Linked DNA regions of Homo sapiens: regions 2 and 3 are each linked to region 1. Evidence: chromatin loops called from intact Hi-C (ENCODE). Cell type or tissue: heart right ventricle. All regions are shown on one strand. Links, peaks and the distances in the headings refer to the core of each region. The heading gives the core; the rest is flanking DNA. Region 1 overlaps PACS2 (phosphofurin acidic cluster sorting protein 2). Region 2 overlaps BRF1 (BRF1 general transcription factor IIIB subunit). Region 3 overlaps BRF1 (BRF1 general transcription factor IIIB subunit).

The links. A loop is a pair of places that touch in the nucleus more often than their neighbours do. Peaks named below come from ENCODE experiments on the same cell type or tissue, not always from the same donor. Only the 100,000 strongest peaks of a DNase experiment are listed, where the experiment ranks them.
Region 2: it touches region 1 in a loop (2.0-fold over the local background); 5 of 110 quality-filtered maps call a loop at or near these places.
Region 3: it touches region 1 in a loop (3-fold over the local background); 29 of 110 quality-filtered maps call a loop at or near these places.

What each region holds. Positions count from the first base shown.
Region 1 is chr14:105,349,235-105,356,943 of GRCh38, forward strand. It overlaps PACS2 (phosphofurin acidic cluster sorting protein 2), which reads left to right. Exons shown (of 25, transcript NM_001100913.3): 3 at 3,144-3,233; 4 at 5,818-5,943. Among named protein-coding and RNA genes, the nearest start is that of PACS2, 38 kb to the left of the region's middle. RefSeq lists an enhancer at 3,489-4,018. In heart right ventricle, for the core only: CTCF peaks have their summits at 3,194 (motif pointing left) and 3,403; a DNase peak (open chromatin) is centred at 3,167; H3K27ac peaks cover 428 bases.
Region 2 is chr14:105,263,693-105,271,401 of GRCh38, forward strand. The region is part of intron 3 of BRF1 (BRF1 general transcription factor IIIB subunit); the gene reads right to left. Among named protein-coding and RNA genes, the nearest start is that of BTBD6, 19 kb to the left of the region's middle. In heart right ventricle, for the core only: a CTCF peak has its summit at 4,390; no DNase peak of the experiment used is centred there.
Region 3 is chr14:105,290,874-105,298,582 of GRCh38, forward strand. The region is part of intron 1 of BRF1 (BRF1 general transcription factor IIIB subunit); the gene reads right to left. Among named protein-coding and RNA genes, the nearest start is that of BRF1, 6.3 kb to the right of the region's middle. RefSeq lists enhancers at 2,200-2,349, 2,500-2,619, 3,260-3,389. In heart right ventricle, for the core only: no CTCF peak of the experiment used is centred there; a DNase peak (open chromatin) is centred at 3,547; H3K27ac peaks cover 1,162 bases.

The sequences.
Region 1 (7,709 bases), core at 921-5,920:
ATACGGTTCCAGGTGTGTGGCCTGTATAGGGCCACCGCCAGCGGGCTCTCCCTAGCCGGCACCACTCATGGGCAAGTCTCACCCATGTCCTCAGCATACAGGAGTGTCCTTCTGTGTGGCCGTCCAGCGTGACAGGGTGGGGTCTCAGTGGCTGTTGTGCTCCTGACCCCAGCCCATCAGCTCCTCGAGGATGGGGCCCTGCCCTTGGAGCCCATGTCCAAGGCCCCACACAGGTCCCTGCAGCTGGCCGGATTCTTGACACCTGCTGTGGCTCTGACACGGGGTCTCCGGGTCTCCCCGACCTGCAGAGTAGCACCTGAGCCTCGGCCAGTGTGGCTGAGGTCACCAGCCAAGCACTGGGTCTTGAGTGCGAGGAGGCCTGAGGCTTGTTGTCTGTCCCAGTCAATTGCCACTATGTGAAACCTACTGCATCTTAAATAAACGTCTGGAGAAACCCTTTTCCTCGCTGAACATGCTCGTGGATTAGCAGCAGCCTACATCTGCGGCGTGTGCTGGTGGCCAGGTTCCCCGGGTGGTGGGGCCTTGCCCCAGGAACTTCCAGGAGCGTGTGGCTAATAGCAGGACCCCAAGAACTTCCAGGAGTGCGTGGCTAATGCAGGACCCGGAGAACTTCCAGGAGAGCGTGGCTAATAGCAGGACCCCGAGAACTTCCAGGAGAGCGTGGCTAATGCAGGACCCCGAGAACTTCCAGGAGAGCGTGGCTAATAGCAGGACCCCGAGAACTTCCGGGAGCGCGTGGCTAATAGCAGGACCCCGAGAACTTCCGGGAGCGCGTGGCTAATAGCAGGACCCCAAGAACTTCCAGGAGTGCGTGGCTGATAGCAGGATGGAAGCGTCTCTCCGCCTGTCCTGCCCATGGGTGTGGCCATGCCCAGGGTGCCCAGTACCTGCTGCAGTCTGGCTGCGGGTCGTCCCTGGGGAACAGGGAGCTCTCTGTGGGCCATTGCCACCAGGCCGTGAGGCTGTGTCTGGACCTCTTGGCTTGGGGGGCAGGGGTCAGGGTCTCATTGGGTCTTCAGAGCAATGCAGAAAGGCATGAAGGCAAGAGTCGACCCCTCACTGACTTCTGAGTCTGGTGCTGTTGACCTCTAACCTCTGGCATGGGGCCCCACCCCACACTGACCCTGTTCCTTGGCCCCATTCCTTCCTCTGCCTGTCTCTGGTCCTGCCCCAGCCTGTGTCTTGACCGAGAGCTTGGCCCCAGGGCCCCTCAGAGCCCCACCTCTCCAGCCCCTCTGTGTAGCGCATGGACTGGCTGCCCATGCCCTCCCTGCCCACCCCAGCTCAGCAGCCACGTGGCCCTTGGCCTCCCTTGATCACCCCAGCTCCTCATCTGCTTCTCTTGGGGTGTCCTCTCCGCCCAGGCCCCCTGTGGGGGAAGCAGCCAGCCTGGCCCCGCAGCCCCACCTGCCCCTCAGCCTTCTCTGGCGTGCACCTTCGCCTCACTGGCTGGTGGCACACACTGTCCTTTTCCCGACACAGCTGGGTCCCTGCAGGTCCTCTGAGGGGGGAATGCTAAGAGGGACCCGACGCAGAGCACATTTGCAGGGAAACATCTCTGAAGGGTCAAGGGGAGGAGCAGGGAGAGTCCAGACCACAACGCAGGGGCAGCTGGGGAGAGGAGAGGGGACAGGAGGGCTGGCCGAGGAGAGCCGCGCTGCCTCTTGCCACGCTGCACGTGAGGCCCCAGCACAAGGGGAGGACCAGAGTCCGCCATGGACGTCTCATGGAGCCCGAGTACGGCCATGCGGGCCGCCCGCACCTGTCCTGAGGCCCCGCTGCTCCCACCCGAACCTGGGCTGGCCCCGGGCTCCCGTTGTCTGTCCTGGACCCCCGCCCGCCCTCCAGCCACCTGGCACCTCTCATCCACTGTGTCCCGCGCGCCGGCCTCCGGGAACCTTGTGCCTGGGACCCCGCAGCGGCTGCTTGTTTCTCGGGGCACGAGGTCCCCAAGCTCATCCTTGTTGGGATGGTCCCATTTAAAACAGCACTGCGATAAGCACGTTCAATCCATTAGGAATCTATTTTGATATAAAGTTTGCGGTTGGGGTCCTGTTGTCTTTCACGCAAATGACTCGTTATCCATTTAGCAGGTGCGTGTGATGTCTCCTGCTGGCCTGAAGCTCACTGGGTATGAACTGTGTTTTCAGGTGCTCATGCATTTCCTGCACCTACATCTAGGCTTCTACTACCCTCATTTTTGTGACAGCATCTCCGTATTTTAAGTATTGTATCTCTGTATGTTTTACTTTCTGAGAGGACCAGTCAGGCCTGATCATTCTTCTTTTTAGAAAATGCTTTAGGCCAGGTGCAGTGGCTCATGCCTAATCCCAGCACTGTGGGAGGCCGAGGAGGGTGGATTGCTTGAACTCAGGAGTTGGAGACCAGTCTGGGCAACATGACTAATCCTTGTCTCTTAACAAAATACAAAAATTATTGTATATTTTTTTGTGGTGGTACATGCCTGTAGTCCCAGGTGCTAGGGAGGCTGAGGCTGGAGGATTGCCTGAGCCTAGGAGGTCAAGGCTGTAGTGAGTTGAGATCGAGCCACTGCCCCACAGCCTGGGTGACAGAGACCCTGTCTCAAAAAATAAAAACAAAAAATAAAAAAATGCTTTAAGCCAAGCATGGAGGCACATGCCTGTAAGGCTGAGCTACTTAGGAGGCTGAGGCAGGAGGATTGCTTGAGCCCGGGAGCTCAAGTCCAGCCTGAGCAACACAGCGAGACCTGTCTCTCAAAACCAAAACCAGAAGAGGCTTGGTGCCTCCAGATTTGTTCTGCCAGACAGACTTGGGCAGCGCAGTCAGGTGCTGCTGCACCTGGCCGTGGAATCTGTTTTGTGATCGCGTTAACTTCAGCAGGAGCCGCTCCTGGTTTCTCTCTCATGTCTTAGGGCAGATTCCTGGAGGTGGAACCTGTGGGCCGAAGGGTCTCCATGTTTTTAAGGTTCTTGGGAAAGATGCCAGGGCACCTCTGAGAATTACCCCAGCCTGTGCCTACCACCCCCAGACTGCAGGGCTGCAATCCTGCCAGTTTTAGAGTGCAGGAGTCACGGTGTCTTTGCCTGGTTTCCTGCTGATATGCAGTCCTTTGAGCTAGAACAGGTCTTGCTTAATCACAGGGCTCCAAACGAATCCTGCGGTCCCATGAGATTGTGCTGCCCCCCAGTGGACAAGTGGAGACAGACCTGGCCCTGACCTTCTCCTTGCAGGTGAGTCTTTCACCAGTGGTGACGACACCCTCATCACTGTCCCCTGGGGAGACGGGCCCCCCTCATCACTGTCCCCTGGGGAGACGGGCCCCCCTCATCACTGTCCCCTGGGGTGATGGGCCCCCCTCATCAGTGTCCCCTGGGGAGACGGGCACGCCTCATCACCGTCCCCTGGGGAGACGGGCACCCCTCATCACCGTCCCCTGGGGCGACGGGCCCCGTCATCCCTGTCCCCTGGGGTGACGGGCCCCCCCATCACTATCCCCTGGGGTGACGGGCACCCCCATCACTGTACCCTGGGGAGACAGGCCCTCCCCATCACTGTTCCCTGGGGAGACGGGCCCCCCCATCACTGTCCCCTGGGGAGACGGGCCCCCCCATCAGTGTCCCCTGGGGAGACGGGCACGCCTCATCACTGTCCCCTGGGGTGACGGGCCCCCTCATCACTGTCCCCTGGGGAGATGGGCCCCCCTCATCAGTGTCCCCTGGGGAGACGGGCACCCCTCATCACTGTCCCCTGGGGTGACGGGCCCCCTCATCACTGTCCCCTGGGGAGACGGGCACCCCCATCACTGTCCCCTGGGGAGACGGGCACCCCCATCACTGTCCCCTGGGGTGACAGGCCCCCCCCATCACTGTCCCCTGGGGTGACGGGCACCCCCTCATCACTGTCCCCTGGGGAGACGGGCACCCCCATCACTGTCCCCTGGGGTGACGGGCCCCCCCAATCACTGTCCCCTGGGGTGATGGGCACCCCCTCATCACTGTCCCCTGGGGAGACGGGCACCCCCATCGCTGTCCCCTGGGGTGACGGGCCCCCCCATCACTGTCCCCTGGGGTGATGGGCCCCCTCGTCACTGTCCCCTGGGGAGACGGGCGCCCTCATCACTGTCCCCTGGGGTGATGGCCCCCCCTCATCACTGTCCCCTGGGGTGACGGCCCCCCCTCATCACTGTCCCCTGGGGTGATGGGCCCCCTCATCACTGTCCCCTGGGGTGAGAGCATTTGTCTCATCATTGCCATCAGTGTCCTGCGTTACTGCAGATCTTCTGTTGATTATGGTTTATTCTTAAATGATTAGAAGATTTGTATTTGTTTATTAGGTTGAGTTTTTCTTTGTTTTTTCTTTGTTTTTTGTTTGTTTGTTTGTTTTTGAGATGGAGTCTCTCCTTGTCACCCAGGCTGGTGCAGTCTTGGCTCACTGCAACCTCCACCTCCCGAGTTCAAGCGATTCTCCTGCTTCAGCCTCCCGAGCAGCTGGGATTACAGGCATGTGCCACCACGCCCGGCTATTTTTCGTATCTTTAGTTGAGACGGGGTTTCACCATGTCGGCCAGGCTGGTCTCGAACTCCTGACTGCATGATCTGCCTGCCTCGGCCTCTCAAAGTGCTGGGATTACAGGCGTGGGACACCATGCCCAGCCTAGTTTTTCATTCCTTATCTATGATAAAGAGAATATAAGGCCGGGTGTGGTGGCTCATGCCTGTAATCCCAGCACTTCGGGAGGCCGAGGTAGGTGGCAGGAGAATCGCTTGAACCCGGGAGGTGGAGGTTGGTTGCAGTGAGCTGAGATCATGCCATAGCACTCCAGCCTGGGGGACAGAGTGAGACTCCATCTCAAAAAAAAGAGAGAATATAATAACGAGGGCAAAAAAACACTTACTGAGTCAAGGCTATTTTGCTCTTCTATTTAAAAAGATAGGGGAAACTCAGAGTTCACAAGCAATCCCAGCTCTTCGGGAGGCTGAGGCAGGAGGATTGCTTGAACCCAGGAGGTGGAGGTGACAGTGAGCCCGGCTAATTTTTGTATTTTTGTAGAGATGGGGTTTTGCCATGTTGGCTAGGGTGGTCTCGAACTCCCTACCTCAGGTGATCCGCCCAGCTTGGCCTCCCAAAGTGCCGGGATTACAGGTGTGAGCCACCGCGCCTGGCCCAATGCTCCATGGTTCAGTGGGTTTTGATAGGCATGCTCAGGCATGTCAGCACCACCGCAGTTAGGGTGGTGAACAGCCCCATTTTCCCCTAAGTATTTAAACTGATTTTTATTTGTGAACTCTGAGTGTCTAAGAGATACCTGTGAACATCAGCTTGCTGGAGCCCTGCTGGACAGGGAGCCTGTGGTGAGACGTGCAGGCGAGTTGGGTGAACAGGGGGCCTCGGAGGGAGAGCCCTCCCCGCCCTGTGTGCCCCTCGCGGAAAAGCGTCCTGGGTCCCACCTTGCTGATTGCCTCAGGCACATGAGCCGCCACACTGTTTCCGAGTGTCCACAGGCGCGCTCGGCCATCCCGGACACTGCAGCACATAGTCCTTGTCCACCTGCCATGGCTGTTAGCGTGGCGCGGAGCCCTCAGGGCCTGAGCTCTGGCGACTGGCTCACTCTTGATTGTGTTGGGTAAAGGATGGGCTCTGGGGACCGGCATGCCACTGGGATGAACTTGGGGGCCCGTCTGTGGGTGCCCTTCCGATCTCATGGGCAGCAGGTTGGCCTGGTCGCAGGCTGCAGGGTGGCTGGGCCGTCAGAGGCCGTGATGCTGCCTGGGGCCCCGGTGCACCCTCAGCTGCCACTCGCACTTGTGCCCACAGTATCCTCACTTCTTGAAGAGGGAAGGCAACAAGCTTCAGATCATGCTGCAGCGCAGAAAGCGCTACAAGAACAGAACCATCCTGGGCTACAAGACGCTGGCCGCGGGCTCCATCAGCATGGCTGAGGTGAGTGCTCCGTCTGGCGTGGCCTGCGTCGGGCTGGCCACCTGGGTGCCAGAGCATTCGCCCGTGGGAGATGGAGATGTCTCTCCCGGGTCCAGATGTCCAGGGATCAGGTGAAAATGATGAGAGGAGCCTGGGCGGCCGGGCTCCGCCATAAGGGCCAGGTGCGGCCCCAGGTGGTGCTTCCTCTCTGACCTTCCCTTGCCGCCTAGCATGGCTCCCCGCATGCCTGCAGCCGCGCGCACTCCCCTCTAACGAGCCTGTCCTGCCCTTCAGTGGAGGCTGGGTTTTGGGTCAGGCTGCTCTGGAGTCCTTCCCATGGAGGAATCGCTGCTGTCCCCACACCACGGGTGCGTCCTGTGATGGGTTCGTGTCTGCATCCTGCTCAGCACGTGCTCTGGCCCAGGATTGGCTGAGCAGGAGCAGGACAGGTGTCAGTTCTGTGAAGGGGCTAGCGACAATACCCGAGCAGGGCGGGGGCAGCACCCAGAGGTCAGAGGGGTGGCTGGAGTTCCCTGGAGGGGAAAGAAGGGGAAGTACCTCAAAAGGAAAAGAAACAGCCAAGCAGCAGCCCACCTTGCTCCAGAGAACCCAGCGTTCCAAGGAGGCTGCAGTAGGGCGTGGGGGCCTGGGAGAAGACACCCCAGGCTGAGGCCTCGGACTTTCTCATGGACCCTTTCGGGGCTGCAAGATTGGCTCTGGGAGAAGGGGCAGCCCAGGGCCCCAGACCAGTTTGTCTCTTTTGCTTCAGAACTTTCCCCATCGTGGGGTTGTGTTCAGGGGTCCAGGGGCTGCGGGCGTGAGTGGTGCTTGGGGCATGTGAAGCTGGGTTGCTGCCTGCCTGGGGCCTGGGAAGGTCAGCCAGCGCAGCCCCTCATTGGGAGCCGGAGATGCCAGAGCCCCCCAGCCCCTCTTCTTCCCACTTTGTCCCCCTGCTCCTGGGGCTTGGGGCTGGGACAGTGGGGGTGCCCACTTGTAGCTGGTTCCCCCACACCCCCAGGCCCAGCCTGCAGGCCTCCTGTCTCCCAGGTCAAGCGCTAGGTCCCCCAGATCCTCACACACCCCCACTTACGCATCCAGGACAAGTGCCAAGTACTACTCTGGGCTCAGCCCTCCCTGCTACCCCAGGAGATGGGAGCGTGGAGGGTACAGGAAGCAGCAGTGGCGTCCCGAGGCCTCGCTTCTCCGTGCCGCCGCAGGGCCTCAGACAAGCTTTGCAGTCTTCCCGATTCCTTCGGCAAACCACGGACAGCACGGGTGGACCGGGCCTCCAGGCTGCACTTCCCAGGGCCCTGGGACCCCTCTGGTGGCCTGGAGCTGCCCATCATCCCAGCCTCCCTCCTGCAGGCTGAGCGATGGGTGAACAGGTAGCTCAGGGATGCTCTCTGGGCTGTGAGAGCCTCCTGGGAGCCACCGCTTGCTTCCTGTGGAGCAGGAGGGTCCAGGCACTGTGGGGAGGTCATGCAGGCTCTGTTTCCCATTAGCCATGCAGGCGAGGTCCTGCTGATCCCTGCCGGTCCCTGTGTTTCCCATTAGCCATGCAGGCGAGGTCCTGCTGATCCCTGCCGGTCCCTGTGTTTCCCATTAGCCATGCAGGCGAGGTCCTGCTGATCCCTGCCGGTCCCTGTGTTTCCCATTAGCCATGCAGGCGATGTCCTGCTGATCCCTGCCGGTCCCTGTGTTTCCCATTAGCCATTCAGGCGATGTCCTGCTGATCCCTGCTGGTCCCTGTGTTTCCCATTAGCCATGCAGGCGATGTCCTGCTGATC
Region 2 (7,709 bases), core at 1,392-6,391, 85 kb before region 1:
AGATGGGCGGACCACGAGGTCAGGAGATCGAGACCATCCTGGCTAACACGGCGAAACCCTGTCTCTACTAAAAATACAAAAAATCAGCCGGATGTGGTGGCGGGCACCTATAGTCCCAGCTACTTGGGAGACTGAGGCAGGAGAATGGCATGAACCTGGGAGGCGGAGCTTGCAGTGAGCAGAGATGGTGCCACTGCATTCCAGCCTGGGCAACAGAGTGAGACTCTGTCTCAAAAAAAAAAAAAAAGAAAAGTTAAATTCCCTCTGGATGGAAAAGTATCCATCATCTCTGTAATATTTTAGACCTAATATTCCAGCGATTCAATGAAAAATTACCAAGCATGACAAAAGACAAGACCAAAGGAACAAAAACAAAAAGAAAATCAAGATAATAAAAACAGAACCACAAATGATTCAACTATTTGGCTTATCAATGACTTTCACCTAACTATGAAGAAATGAAGAATCTTACCAAAGAACTGGACTCTAATAAAAGGAGTCTTAGTGATGGCTCACATCTATAATCCTAGCACGTTGGGAGGCCAAGGCAGGAGAATAGCTTCTGCCCAGGAGTTCAAGACCAGGCTGGGCAACATAGCAAGACACCATTCTCTACAAAAAATAAAGAGCCCAGGAGTTCAAGACCAGCCTGGGCAACACAGTGAGACCTCATCTCTATAAAAAATTGATGGCCAGGCGCGATTGCTCACACCTATAATCCCAGCACTTTGGGAGGCCGAGGTGGGCGGATCACGAGGTCAGGATATCGGGACCATCCTGGCTAACACAGTGAAACACCGTCTCTACTAAAAATACAAAAAAAAATTAGCCGGGCATGGTGGCGGGTGCCTGTAGTCCCAGCTACTCGGGAAGCTGAGGCAGGAGAATGGCATGAACCCGGGAGGCAGAGCATGCAGTGAGCCGAGATTGTGCCACTGAACTCCAGCCTGGGTGACAGAATGAGACTCCATCTCAAAAAAAAAAAAAAAAAAAAAAAAATTGAGTGGGTGTGGTGGCGCATACCTGTAGTCCCAACTACTATGGAGGCTGAGGTGAGAGGATTGCTCGAGCCTGGGAGGTCAAGGCTGCAGTGAGCTGTGACTGCACCACTGCACTCCAGCCTGGGCAACACAGCGATATTCCATCTCTTAAAAAAAAAATTAAGAAGTTAGTAGATGGGTTCAACACCTGATTAGACACAGCAAAAGAAAGGATGAGCAAAAGAGAGAAAGGCTAATATATGGAGTCCCAGAACAGGAAGAGAGAGTGGAGCAGAAACTTTATTTGAAAAGATACTACCCAAGATGTCTCCAACGTAGACAAAAGACATCAAGTCATAAGTTCTACTTATCCTTTTTTTTGTTTTTTTTTTGTTTGTTTGTTTTTTTAGAGACAGGGTCTCACTCTGTCGCCCAGGCTGGAATGCACTGATGCACTGATGTCATCACAGCTCACTGCAGCCTTGACCCCTGGGCTTAAGTGATCCTCCTGCCTCAGCCTCCTGAGTAGCTGGGACTACAGGTGTGCACCACCACACCTGGCTAATTTCTTTTATTAGCCTAGGCTGGTCCTAAACTCCTGGCCTCAAGTGATCCACCCACCTCAGCCTCCCAAAGCGCTGGGATTACACCCATAAACTACCACACCCAGCCAAGTCACAAATCCTTGAACTTCTACAAAAAATAATCTGGATAAACACAAAGAAAACCACATCTAGGTACATCAGAGTCAAACTGCCAAATCCAAACACAAAAATATTTCTTAAAAGCAGGTAGTGGGCCGGGTGCAGTGGTTCACGCCTGTAATCCCAGCACTTTGGGAGGCTAAGGTGGGCAGATCACCTGATGTCAGGAGTTTGAGACCAGCCTGGCCAACATGGTGAAACCCCTCTCTACTAAAAATACAAAAATTAGCTGGGCATGGGCCAGGCATAGTGGCTCACACCTGTAATCCCAGCAGTATTGGGAGGCCGAGGCGGATGGATCACGAGGTCAGGAGATTGAGACCATCCTGGCTAACACAGTGAAACCCCTTCTCTACTAAAAATTCAAAAACAAAATTAGCCAGGTGTGGTGGCGGGCACCTGTATTCCCAGCTACTCGGGAAGCTGAGGCGGGAGAATGGTGTGAACCCGCGAGGCAGAGCTTGTAGTGAGCTGAGATCATGCCACTGCACTCCAGCCTGGGCGACAGAGCAAGACTCCCTCTCAAAAAAAAAAAAAAAAAAAAATTAGGTGGGCATGGTGGCATGCACCTGTAATCCCAGCTACTCGGGAGGCTGAGGCAGGAGAATCACTTGAACCCAGAGGGCAGAGGTTGCAGTGAGCCGAGATGGCACCACTGCACTCCAGCCTGGGTGAGGCAGTGAGACTCTGTCTCAAAAAAAAACAAAACAAACAAAAAACCGTGTGATGTAACGAAACTCACCTAGAGAGAAATTTATAGCCTCGAGTGCTTATGTTAGAAAAAACAGGCCAGATACAATAGCTCACACCTGTAATCCCAACACTTTGGGAGTCCAAGATGAGAAGATAACTGGAACCCAGGAGTTTGAGGCCAGCCTGGGCAATACAGTGAGACCCCATCTCTAGTGCACCTATGGTCCCGGCTACTCGGGATGCTGAGGCGAGAGAGTCGCCTGAGCCAGGGAGTTGGAGGTTGCAACGAGCTAGGGTGGTGCCACAGTGGTACAGCCTGGGAGAACAGAGCAAGACCCTGTTTCTAAAAAATTTTAAAAAATTAATCAGTGTTATTTACGTTAGGTAACAGATTAAGGGGAAAATGTACATGAAAAAATCATACCAATAAATACATTGGTGTTTGATAAAATTCAGTATTTTTCATGACAAAAACTCTTGGAAAATTAGAAAGCAAGGTAACATCCTCAAGCTGATAAAGAGTCCTATACACAAAAGTCTACCGCAGATACATAGAGCGAAGGGCAGAAAACACCCCTCCCAGGACAGGAGAGAGCCAGGCACATCTCCCTCCCCAGGACCATGCTGAGTCCTCGGCATACAAAAGGCAGGACAAACAGATGAGAGGTGTGTGGGTTAGAAAGGAAGAACCAAGGCTGGGCGGGGGGTTCACACCTAGAATCCCAGCACTTTGGGAGACTGAGGGAGGCAGATCACTTGAGCTCAGAAGTTTGAGACCAGCTTGGACAATACAGCAAAACCCCGTCGCCACAAAAAGTACAAAAATTAGCCAGGGGTGGTGGTGTATGCCTGTAGTCCAGCTACACGGGAGGCTGAGGTGGGAGGATCGCTTGAGCCTGGGAGGCAGAAGCTGCAGTGAGCCAAGACTGCGCCACTGCACTCCAGCCTGGGTGATCAAGTGAGATCCTGTCTCATGAAAAAAATGAAAAGAAAGAAGCAGAACTGGCATTATGAGCAGCAGACACAGTTGTGTGCATTAAAGGAGAGACTCCAAAACTCAAACAGTAAGATCGACAATTGAATTTGGTAGGAATGATGTATTAATAATGTCAACATACAAAACTCAGCTAAACCTCTGCTACGCCAGCAACAAGACACCACCGACAAGGGGCCCACATGGGCCCACGCTGGGTGTGCCGGTGTTTCCAGGTCAGCCTTTCGGAAGTCTGAAATGGCAACTTTTTTTTTTTTTTGAGACGGGGCTCACTCTATTGCCTAGGCTGGAGTGTAGTGGTGCGATCATGGCTCACTGCAGCCTCGACCTCCTGGGTTCAAGCGATCCTCCCACCTCAGCCTCCCCAGTAGGTGAGACCACAGGTACACACCACCAGCTGGATTTTTTTTTTTGTTTTCTTTTTCTTTTGTAGAGACGGGGTTTCACCATGTTGCCCAAGCTGGTCTCAAACTCCTGGACTCAAGCAATCCTCCTGCCTGGGCCTCCCAAAGTGATGGGATTTACAGGCGTGAGCCACTGTGCCTGACCTGAAATGCCAACGTCTTCATGCCTAATGATGTGTGCACCATTTGATTCCCTCATCAGCCATCCTAATACCTTCTTCTGACCACTTAAACTGTTATAAATGCCCTGTCCTTGAGAAGGCAGCAGAGGGAGAGGAGCAGGAACAAGGGGGCCTGGTGGCAGAAGGAGGTGCTGGCCAGAACAGGGGGGCAGAGAAGTGTGGGCTCTGAAAGCCCATCCCAGACCCCAGAATGGAATAAGCTGAATGCACATGGCCCCTGCTGACCTGAACGGACGGTTCTGCAGCCTGAGAGAGGAGCTGGGTCTGAAGGGAGTGTGGCGGCTGGCGGCAGAGGCCTTGCTCCCACGCGTGGCCAGGCACGCCATGGAGGCTGAGGCTGGCAGGCCATGGAAGCTGGGCATGCTCTTTGCAGACCTACGTGGGGACAGGTGATGGCACCATCCACAGTGCTGGCCCCAGGGCTCTGACGCCCTCTAGGGCTCACCAGCCTGTCACCATCCCAAGATGCCCTCTCACATGCAGGCCTAGGGCAGCCTGGCTGGACAGGAACAAATGTCAAAGACCCACAAACCAGCTGTGGGCAAAAGCTGCAATAACAAGTCGAGACACACAGCCAGGAAAAGCACACTGGCCACAAACTACCTGCTCGACAATGGCAGAGGTGCTCATTCCAGCTGAGTCTCTGCCCGGCATGTCCAGGTCCCGTGTCTCAGCCCTGCTGCCCACGCAGCCTCCCTGGGCTGGGAGCCAGGAGCAGACTCAGGCCTAGGGTCAGCCGGGCCTTGCCAGACTCAGTGGGACTCAGCAGCACCCCGTTCCTCCTCCAGGAATCCGGGACTGGCTGTGTCAGCCACCAGGCTACGGGGCCAAGAGAGGAGGTGTGTGTGCACAGCCCCCGGCACTTTCGGGGTGATAGTGGACACACCTGAGGATCGGGCAACAATGAAGGGTGGGCAGAAGGAGGAATAAGCTTGGATGTTCTTAAATCAAGCCCTTGTTCCTTCTGAGAGAGGATTTCTTGTATCCAGCCCTGGGCTCAGGGCACTGGTCCCACCCATGGGCTGGACGATACGATAGGAGGATCCTGGGGGGCCTCTCCTGGGGTGGGGGCCATGCACCCCACAACGTAAGCTCACTGCACAGGACCCTCCACGTCCTGCTGACGGCAGGGTGGAGGTGGGGTGGTGGGTGCTGTTGCGCCCTGGCTAAAGGTGGCGAGTCCAGAAGGTGACGGGAGCTGTGCAGGCAGCAGGGCTGGGCCAAGCAGCCCTGTCTCGGAGAAGAGAGCCTGGCTGCACACACCCTCTCCTGGGTGGATTTTCTGTGGAAGGGAAGTGGGTGGAGCTATTGAGGAAACTGAGGCAGCACATGAGCCCAGCCAGCCAGCTGGGGCTGCAGGAGGCGAGGACAGTGGCCAGAGCCAATGCAGGTCAGCAGGGAGGGAGAAGGCACAGGGGCAGGAGAAAACAAGGAGGGCGGTGAGAGACGGAGACGTGTCCAGGATGGGTCTGGGGGCTCTGGCTGGCAGGCCTAGGGCACGGTGCTGCCCGCAACCTGAAGGGAGGGCAGAGCGGGACATGCTACACCTGGCCTGACCCACTTCCCTCTAAAGTGCCGGCAAAGCAGGGGTGGGCTGGGAAGTGAGGGCTACAGCTACCCGAGACCAGCCCGAAGCATCCTCTGAGGATGCTGAAGGGAGCCCCACCAGGCCACCAGCAGCCAGAGGGGATAGAGTGCGGCCTCCCGTGAGCACAGTCCTGTTCCAAGCTGTCTTGTCCTTAGCAGCTTTATAAGGTACAAGTTTGTGCCACAAACCTGCCTGTTCACAGTGCACCGGGCAGTGGGTTTTCGTAAATCCCCAGAGCTGAGCAACCACCACCAGGATCTAATTTTAGAATGCGTGGGGGACACGGGGTGGCTTCCTGGATGCTGCCACTGTGAGCACTGTGCGTGAGCCTCGGTGGGGACACAGGTACTCTTTTCCCTTGGGCACACACTTAGTAGGAGGATCGCTGGAGCGTGTGGGAACTTTGTGGCTAAAGGTGGTCCTGCCAGACTCAGAGGCAGCCCCGGCAGTGCCACAGGACTGCTCTCCGTCCTGCCTGTCATCACCCCATGAAGGCCCATGTCCCAGGGCATCTGTCCCCCCCACAGGAGGCCCAGTGAGGCAGCAGCATGGACGTGGTTCCACCCCACCTTGCTGACGCTGGGGTCCCAGTGCCGGCCTGCACCCTAGGCCCTGCTCCACAGCAGTCCCCACACAGCTCCTACAAACACAAGGGAGGCAGGGCCATGGGCTGACCCTGGGCTCTGCTCAGCTTCTCGCTCAGGACCTTGGTCTGCTTCTAAGAGAGCAGGATCGGAGCAGGCCTCTCAGTGGGACCCCAGGGTGGAGCCGGGGCAAGCAGACAGCAGGCGGGGCGGGCAGGGACGCGGGCGTGGGCTCTGTCTCTCGCCCTGCAGTGGGCTGCCTGGGCACTCTGCATCATCCCTGTCCCTAAAGGCACACGTGTGCTTTAAACACTTTTACGCAGAAATGACAAATTTCAAAATGTTGAAAGGACTTTTTTTTTTTTTTTTTGAGACGGAGTCTCACTCTGTAGCCCAGGCTGGAGTGCAGTGGCGCGATCTCGGCTCACTGCAAGCTCCGCCTCCCGGGTTCCCGCCATTCTCCTGCCTCAGCCTCCCGAGTAGCTGGGACTACAGGAGCCTGCCACCACGCCCGGCTAATTTTTTTTGTATTTTTAGTACAGACGGGGTTTCATGGTGTTAGACAGGATGGTCTCGATCTCCTGACCTCGTGATCCGCCCACCTAGGCCTCCCAAAGTGCTGGGATTACAGGCGTGAGCCACCATGCCCAGCCCAAATTTCAAAATGTTAAAAGGACATTTTCAGGGTTGGATGCAGTGGCTCATGCCTATAATCCCAGCACTTTGGGAGGCCAGGGCGGGTGGATCACTTGAGGCCAGGAGTTTGAGACCAGCCTGGCCAACATGGGGAAACCCCATCTCTACTAAAAATACAAAAAAATTAGCCAGGTATGGTGGTGCACACCTGTAATCCCAGCTACTCGAGAGGCTAAGGCACAAGAATTGCTTGAACCTGGGAGGCAGAGGTTGCAGTAAGCTGAGATACTACCACTGCACTCCAGCCTGGGTGACAGAGCAAGACCCTGTCTGGAAAAAAAAAAAAAAAGTAACATTTTAATGAAAGATCCTGATACTGAGGGTTGCCTGGCCAGAGGCACCGTCAGCAGGCTACCAGCTCGTCATCTCCAGGAGCCCTCCCTGCACCCCACTCAAAAGAGAAGCAGGCCACCAGGATCACCTGGCACCCAGGACACCCCTCGAGGGGGACCAACCAGAAAAACAGACCAAGACAGAAAAGAGCTCAAGGTGAGAAGATGCCACACTCAGGAAGACGGGAGATTATAAAAAAGATTCGGAAAAGACCCAGAGCTCTTAGAGATGAAAAACATGAAAGAAATGAAACAGCCTGCTGGAAGCTAAAGTTCAGGTGCTGTCCCAAAGCAAAAAGATAGCCACGTGCAAAAAAGGATGAGATAACACATGGGTTCAGTGTGGCAGGCAGAGTAACAGAGAAGAAGGGAGACACATCTAACGACGAATTCAACAGAAGCTCAGGACAGGAAGCTGTCAGAGAGCAAAGGCCTGATGGGCTCACACTGCCGTGAGATTTCTGAACGTGGAGATTAGAGGCAAGGAGCTGAAGCCCCGCAGCTGCACAGCAAGGGCCAGGAGCCAGAGGGCCACAGAACTGCCCAGTGAGA
Region 3 (7,709 bases), core at 1,502-6,501, 58 kb before region 1:
TCTGCTTGCCTCACACCCTGGTGCGTGCACACTTGCAGGCACACACACACAGGACACATGTGGACAGTGTGAAACCTCAGAACACTAACCCACAGGGAGGATGAAAGAGGAAAGTGCCACCTCTGGCTGAAACTGCCAGGATGCCCTCTACTTCTAAAAACATTTGGTATTTTCCATAGCGTGTTTCTATAACAAAAAATATGTGCTAGTTCCCGTTAGCTGGAACTGACATGTGGAAGGGGCCAGGTCTTGTGGGGCCTGGCCAAGACTGCCCCCCTGTGTACAGCAAGGGAGGACCTGCGGTTCCACCAGAGCCAGAGCAGGGCCAGAGGCCGCAGGGGCACCTCTGAGCTCCGACAAAGCCAGCAACACCCCATACCGCCGAACAGACAGAAAGGCGGGCCAGGGGCCCTCCATGTCCTGAAAGACCCAGCACAGCACTGTCCATTTCACACCAGGATTCTTCCAACATGAGAAAGCAATAACCTTTAATATTCACGTGCTCATTCAACTTAACTGGGGGCGGGCTCAGTGGCTCATGACAGTAATCTCGGCATTTTGGGAGGCCGATGTGGGTGGGTCACTTGAGGTCAGAAGTTCAAGACCAGCCTGGCCAACAGGGCGAAACCCCGTCTCTACTAAAACATACAAAAAAAAAATTAGCCAGGCATGGTGGTGTGCTCCTGTAGTCCCAGCTACTCGGGAGGCTGAGGCAGGAGAACTGCTTGAACCCAGGAGATGGAGGTTGCAGTGAGCCAAGACTCTGTCAAAAAAAAATTTTTTTTTAACTGGAGACTTTCTGTTGCTGCTGTGAAACTTCCTTTTTTTAAGAGACAGGGTCTGGCCGGGCGTGGTGGCTCACGCCTGTAATCCCAGCACCTTCGGAGGCCAAGGCGGGTGGATCACCTGAGGTCAGGAGTTTGAGACCAGCCTGGCCAACATGGCGAAACCCCGTCTCTACTAAAAACACAAAAATTAGCCGGGCATGGTGGCACATGCCTGTAATACCAGCTACTTGGGAGGCTGAGGCAGGAAAATCGCTTGAACCCGGGAGGCGGAGGCTGCAGTGAGATGAGATTGCGCCATTGCACTCCAGCCTGGGCAACAAGAGAGACACTCCATCTCAAAAAGAAAAAAAAAGAAGTCTCACTCTGTCACCCAGGCTAAAGCGCAGGGGCACCATCACGGCTCACTGCAGCCTCAACCTCTCGGACTCAAGGAATCCTCCCACCTCAGCCTCCCAAATAGGCGGGACCACAGACATGCGCCACCACGCCTAGCTAATGTTTTCTTATTTTTTGTTTTCTTTGTTTGTTTTTTTGAAGACAAGACAGAGTTTCGCTCCTGTCGCCCAGGCTGGAGTGTAATGGCACGATCTTGGCTCACTGCAACCTCCACCTCCCGGGTTCAAGCGATTCTCATGCCTCAGTCTCCCAAGTAGCTGGGATTACAGGCGCCCACCACCATGCCCAGCTAATTTTTGTATTTTGGGGTTTTTTCTTGTTTTGTTTTTTTAGTTTTTGTAGAGACAGTTTCACTATGTTGCCCACGCTGGTCTCAAACTCTTGACCTCAAGTGATCCTCCCACCTTGGTTTCCCAAAATCCTGGGATTACAAGCATGAGCTACCAAACCTGACTGGAAACTTCTTTTAAGGGGAGACACCTGTAGGAGGCCTGGCTGGCTGGGCAGTAATGGATGGAGAGGAATTCAGGGGTCCCACAGGTGAGTGCCCAAAGGAGGCTGGACCAGACCGCAGTGCATCCCTGAGAGCTGGGGACGGGGACCCGGGAACACAGAGCGTGTGCCTACTGGTGGGGCTGGATGCAGTAGCATCAGACATCTGGGAGGAGCACTGACAAACAGGGCCAAGCACGGCAGCCCACACCCCTTCCCAGGCGCAGACCCTTCCCATGCGCACACCCCTTCCCAGGCACAGACCCTTCCCAGGAGCAACCCTTTCCCAGGCCCACACCCCTTCCCCAGGCCCACATCCCCTCCCCAGGTCCAGACCCCTTCCCAAGCCCAGGCCCCTTCCCCAGGCCACTGCGGAGGAGCTGGTTTTGTAGTGATTACAATTTGGTTACGGAAAACAGGACGTGTGTCACGCTGCAGGCTAACCAGCAGCTTCCTCCCTCACCCAGATGGCAACGGGACAGAATTCACCCGTTTCCTAAGAGCAGGCACCTTCAGCCACAACTTAGGGTTCTGGGGGTCATGGAGCAGAGGCAGAAGCCTGGAGCCTTCCACCCTCAGGACTAGAGCCCCGCCAGGAGGCCAGGCGCATGCTCAGAACCCCAGGCCGCAGGGAGAGGCTGGCCGGTCACATCCTTCTCTGAGGCAGAGGGAGCTTCCCAGCAGGCGAGGGCAACTCCACCACCCATGTCCCCCTCCAGGGCCAGCGCCAGGTGACATGCAGCCATGTCACAAATTAGGTCCGGCTGCATCGTGACCCCAAACGGAAAACAGCAGCACTCACGGACACCCCAGCTTCGAAGTTCTAACTGTGAAGCCACTGAAAGTTGTGATTACGGGAAACGCTCCCCACCCCCACAAGTTCTGGTGACACTGAGGTGTGCTGCTCCTTGCACAGGACGAGGAGGGACCCCTGCAAGCAGGAGCCCAGGATGTCTGGTGTGTGGGCGCCATCACCATCACCTGCTGGCAGAGGGAAGCCTCAGGGCACACACAGTGCAGGACACTGATGTGGGCTCACAGGGAAGCCCCGCCTTGCCTCAGTGGAGCAGACGGCCTCCTCAGGGCACTGCCAACGGCCCCCAACTCCACCGTCTGCCTGGCCCCTCCAGCCACGCTGAGCCTCAGTCCTCACCCACCCTTCTCTCTGCACAGTCTCTGCTCGGGTGCCCCGGGACGCTGGAGCACCAGTGTGGTTTCCCCCGTGGGGCCTGGCTTCCAAGGTCAGGACCCTCTGGGGACTCTCCTGAGGCCTCTGGTCACCTGCCCTGATGCCTTAGTTAAATATTCCAGAGTAAACTGCGAAGCTGTATCAGGCTTAGTTCTCAATTAATAGGCAAAACACCTAGGAAAGACAGTGGCCTTGGGACTAGAAAACGACAGCTCAGAGAGAAAGCTCAGCTTTCAAGATGAAGCTGGAGGAAGGGGCGGCTGGGGCCTACTTGTGTGCCAGGGAAACTGAGAAGCCACCAAGGTTTCCAGCCCCCTGTGATCACCACTGTGACGAGGGAGGAAGGATGCCAAGTGGGCACCTAGAGAGCCTGCCTGGGAGACAGAGGGGCTGCCCAGAGCAACAGATCCCCTCTCTCCTCCCCACTCTCGGCCCAGGCACCACCTGCGCCGGTCCCCAGGGGCTAAGAACCCGCCGCCTCGCAGCACTTCCCCCAGGACCACCACAGTTGGTTGCTGGGCCTGCGCCTCCCTCCAGAGAGTGTGCCTGGGCTCAGAGGCGTCTTGGGGCCACCTGACAGCGCTGGCTCTGAGCTTGTTCTGACAGCACCCGGGTGACAGACTTCCAGCTCTGCACTGCTCCACACCACCATCCTCCCCCGGCAGGGCACAGTGAGGGCAGTGCGCTGTCACCAGGCCCGGATGCACTTAACACTGTGCCTGCCCGGGAAACCCTGCGTCTGCTGCCATGACAACTTGCTTTCATTACTGTTGTTATCATCCCAACAGACATCCAAGTCTTGGCAACTGTGACACAGCTGCAAACTCTGTGCCCAGCAGTCCTAGGAAGATACCCAGGGAGTATGAGCATGGAAGACGATGGGGAGGGAAGAGCAGGAGAGAAAACTCAATGAAGCCCAAGCCAGTTCTTAGAAAAGATCAAAAACACGGATCAACTTCTAGCAAGAGAGACAAAGGGAAAAAAAGACACAAAACACCAACATCTGAAAGGAAAAAGGAGGCCACTGTGGACCCCGCAGATATCAAAAGGATAAGGGAATGCTTCGAACAACTCTCTGGGCAAATTCAACAACTAGGTCAAGTGGACCAATTCCTCAACACAAGCGGCTAATTCACCCCAGGTGAAACACAGCATCTTAAATATAACTAGAACCTCAGTGATGAAAGAAGCCGAAACCACAGTGCAGAATCTTCTGAGAAAGAAAGCTTTGGGACCAGATGGCTACGCTGGTGAATTCTACCAAACATTTCAGAAAGAAAGAACACCAACTCTACATAATGTCTTCCAGAAAATAGAAGAGGAAACGTTTCCCAACCCATTCCATAAGGAGCAGAACCCTGATACCCAAGACAAGGACGTTACAGGAAAAACTACAGGCCAATATCCCACGCAAGCATCAGCAGGAACCCTCAACAGAACATCCGGCGCTGAGCAAAGCAGCTCATGCCGCTAATCCCAGCACTCTGGGAGGCCAAGGTGGGAGGATGCCTTGAGGTCAGAAGTTCGAGACCAGCCTGAGCAGCAAAGCAAGACCACATCTCTACAAAAAAAAAAAAAAAAAAAAAAAAATTGGCGTTGGCTCACACCTGTCATCCTAGAACTTTGAGAGGCCAAGACGGGAGAATTACTTGAGCCCAGGAGTTCCAGACGAGCCTGGTCAACATGGCAAAACCCCATCTCTACAAGAAAAATACAAAAATTAGCTGGGTATAGTAGGGCGCACCTGTAGTACCAGCAACTCAGGAGGCTGAGCTGGGAGGGTCACTGGAGCCCAGGGGGTTACGACTGCAGTAAGCCATGACCACTGCACTCCAGCCAGGGTGACTGAGCAAGACCCTAGACCCTGTCTCCCCAACCAAAAAAAAATTTTTTTAATTAGCTGGGCATGGTAGTGCATGCCCGTAGTCCTAGCTACTCTGGAGTCTCAGGTGGAAGGATCTCTTGAACCCAGAAGTTCCAGGCTGCAGTGACCTGTGATCACACCACTGCACTCCAGTCTGGGCAACAGTGAGACTTTGTCCCAGAAAAAAAAAAAAAAGCTGGGTGCGGTGGCTCACGCCTGTAATCCCAGAACTTTCAGGGGCCAAGGCAGGTGTATCACTTGAGATTAGAAGTTCAAGACCAGCCTCACCAACATGGTGAAACCCCATCTCTACTACAAATACAAAAACCAGCCGGGTATGGTAGTGGGCTCCTATGTAATCCCAGCTACTCAGGAGGCTGAGGCAGGAGAATCGCTTGAACCCAGGAGGGGGAGGTTGCAGTGAGCCCAGATTGCGCCACTGCACTCCAGCCTGGGCAACAGAGCGACACTCTATCTCAAAAAAAAAAAAAAAAAAAAAACTCAAGGAGTGTATTAAAAACTCTTAGGGGCCAGGTGTGGTGGCTCACACCTGTAATCCCAGCACTTTGGGAGGCCAAGGCGGGTGGATCGCCTGGCCAACATGGCAAAACCCCATCTCTACTAAAAATACAAAAACTGCGGCCGGGTGCAACAGCTCACACCTGTAATCCCAGGACTTTGGGAGGCCGAGGTGGGCGGATCACGAGGTCAGGAGATTGAGACCATCCATGTAACCCCGCCTCTGCTAAAAATACAAAAAATTAGCCGGGCGTGGTGCTGGGCGCCTGTAATCCCAGCTACTTGGGAGGCTCAGGCAGGAGAATGGCATGAACCTGGGAGGCAGAGCTTACAGTGAGCCGAGATTGTGCCACTGGACTCCAGCCTGGGTGACAGAGCAAGACGCCGTCTCAAAAAAAAAAACAAAAAACTTAGCTGGGTGCGGTGGCGGGTGCCTGTGATCCCAGCTACTTGGGAGGCTGAGGCAGGAGAATCTCTTGAACCTGGGAGGCGGAGATTGCAGTGAGCCAAGATGGTGCCACTGCACTCCAGCCTGGGCAACAAGAGCAAGACACCAGCTCAAAAAAAAAGAAAAAAAAAAAAAAACCTCTTAGAACAAGTAAGTTTAGCAAAGCCATAGGAAACAGGACAACACACAGAAATCAACCATATTTATATAAACAAGCAATGAAGAGTTGAAAACTAAATTAAAAAAATTCCACTTATAATAACTCCTAATAGAGCTTAGGTACACATCTAAAAAATGTCCAGAGGGCCAGGCACGGCAGCTCATGCCTATAATTCCAGCACTTTGAGAGGCTGAAGTGGGGGGGGATCACTTGAGGTCAGGAGTTCGAGACCAGCCTGGCCAACATGGTGAAACCCTGTCTCTACTAAAAATACAAAAATTAGCCAGGCGTGGTGGTGGGCTCCTGTAATCACAGCTACTTGGGAGGCTGAGGCACGAGAATCGCTTGAACCCAAGAGGCAGAGGTTGCAGTGAGCCGAGGTTGCACCACTGCACTCCAGCCTGAGTGACAGAGCGAGACTCCATCTCAAAAAAAAAGTCCAGAAGCTGTATGCTGAAAACTACCCAACACTGACAGACTATATCAAAGAAAATCTAAATGAATGCAAACATACACTGTGTTCCATGGACTACAAGATTCAACATAGAAAAAATGTCAGCTGGGCACAGTGGCTCCCACCTGTAATCCCAGCACTTTGGGAGGCCGAAGAGGGCGGATCACGAGGTCAGGAGTTCGAGACCAGCCTGGCCAATGTGGTGAAACCCCGTCTCTACTAAAAAATATACAAAAATTAGCTGGGTGTGGTGGCGTGTGCCTGCAGTCCCAGCTACTCAGAAGGCTGAGGCAGCAGAATCACTTGAACTCGGGAGGCGGAGGGTGCAGTGAGCTCAGATCGCGCCACTGCACTTCAGCGTGGGTGACAGGGTGAGACTCTGTCTCAAAAAAAGAGAAAGAAAGAAAAAATGTCAGCTCTCCCTAAATATATCAAGAGGTTTAATGCAATTCCAATGAAAACCCCACCAGGACTTTTGTACAGGTTGAACATCCCAAATCCAAAAATCTGAGATTATAAATGCTCCAAAACGGCCCGGTGCAGTGGCTCACGCTGGTAAACCCAGCACTTTGGGAGGCTGAGGCAGGTGGATCACGAGGTCAGGAGATCGAAACCATCCCGGCTAACACGGTGAAACCCCGTCTCTACTAAAAATACAAAAAATTAGCCGGGCGTGGTGGCGGTCGCCTGTAGTCCCAGCTACTTGGGAGGCTGAGGCAGGAGAATGGCGTGAAGCCAGGAGGCGGAGCTTGCAGTGAGCCGAGATAGTGCCACTGCACTCCAGCATGGGCAGCAAAGCGAGACTCCGTCTCAAGAAAAAAATAAAATAAAAAATAAATGCTCCAAAACATGAAACTTTTTGAGTATCAACACGATGCTCAAAGGAAATGCTCACTGGAGCATCTCAGATTTCAGATTTTTCGATTAGGGATGCTTAACCAGTAATTATAATGCAGATATTCCAAAATCAGAAAACTCTGGTATCCAAAACACTTCTGGTCCCAAGCATTTCAGGTAAGAATATGTGACCTGCAGAGATGCACAAACTTACTCTAAAATTAAAAAGAGAAAGGGAAATTAATAGCCACAACAACTTTGAAAAGGAAGAACAAAGGTTGAGGGACTCACAATATCTGATTTCAGGACAATATAACAGGTATAGTAAAAAAGCGTGTGATGCTGACAAAGGAAAACGGCACCTGATCAACAGGGCAGGACACAAGGCCCAGAGACAGACCTGCACGGACGGGGCCCAGTGAGCACAGCCGAGGGAGCAAAGGCCTTCAGTCTTTCAACAAACGGTGTTGAAACAAGGGGACCTCCAGATAAACAATGAGCCTCAGCCTACAAAGCACACCTTATACAAAACATAGATGGACCACAGATTTAGGCCAGGTGC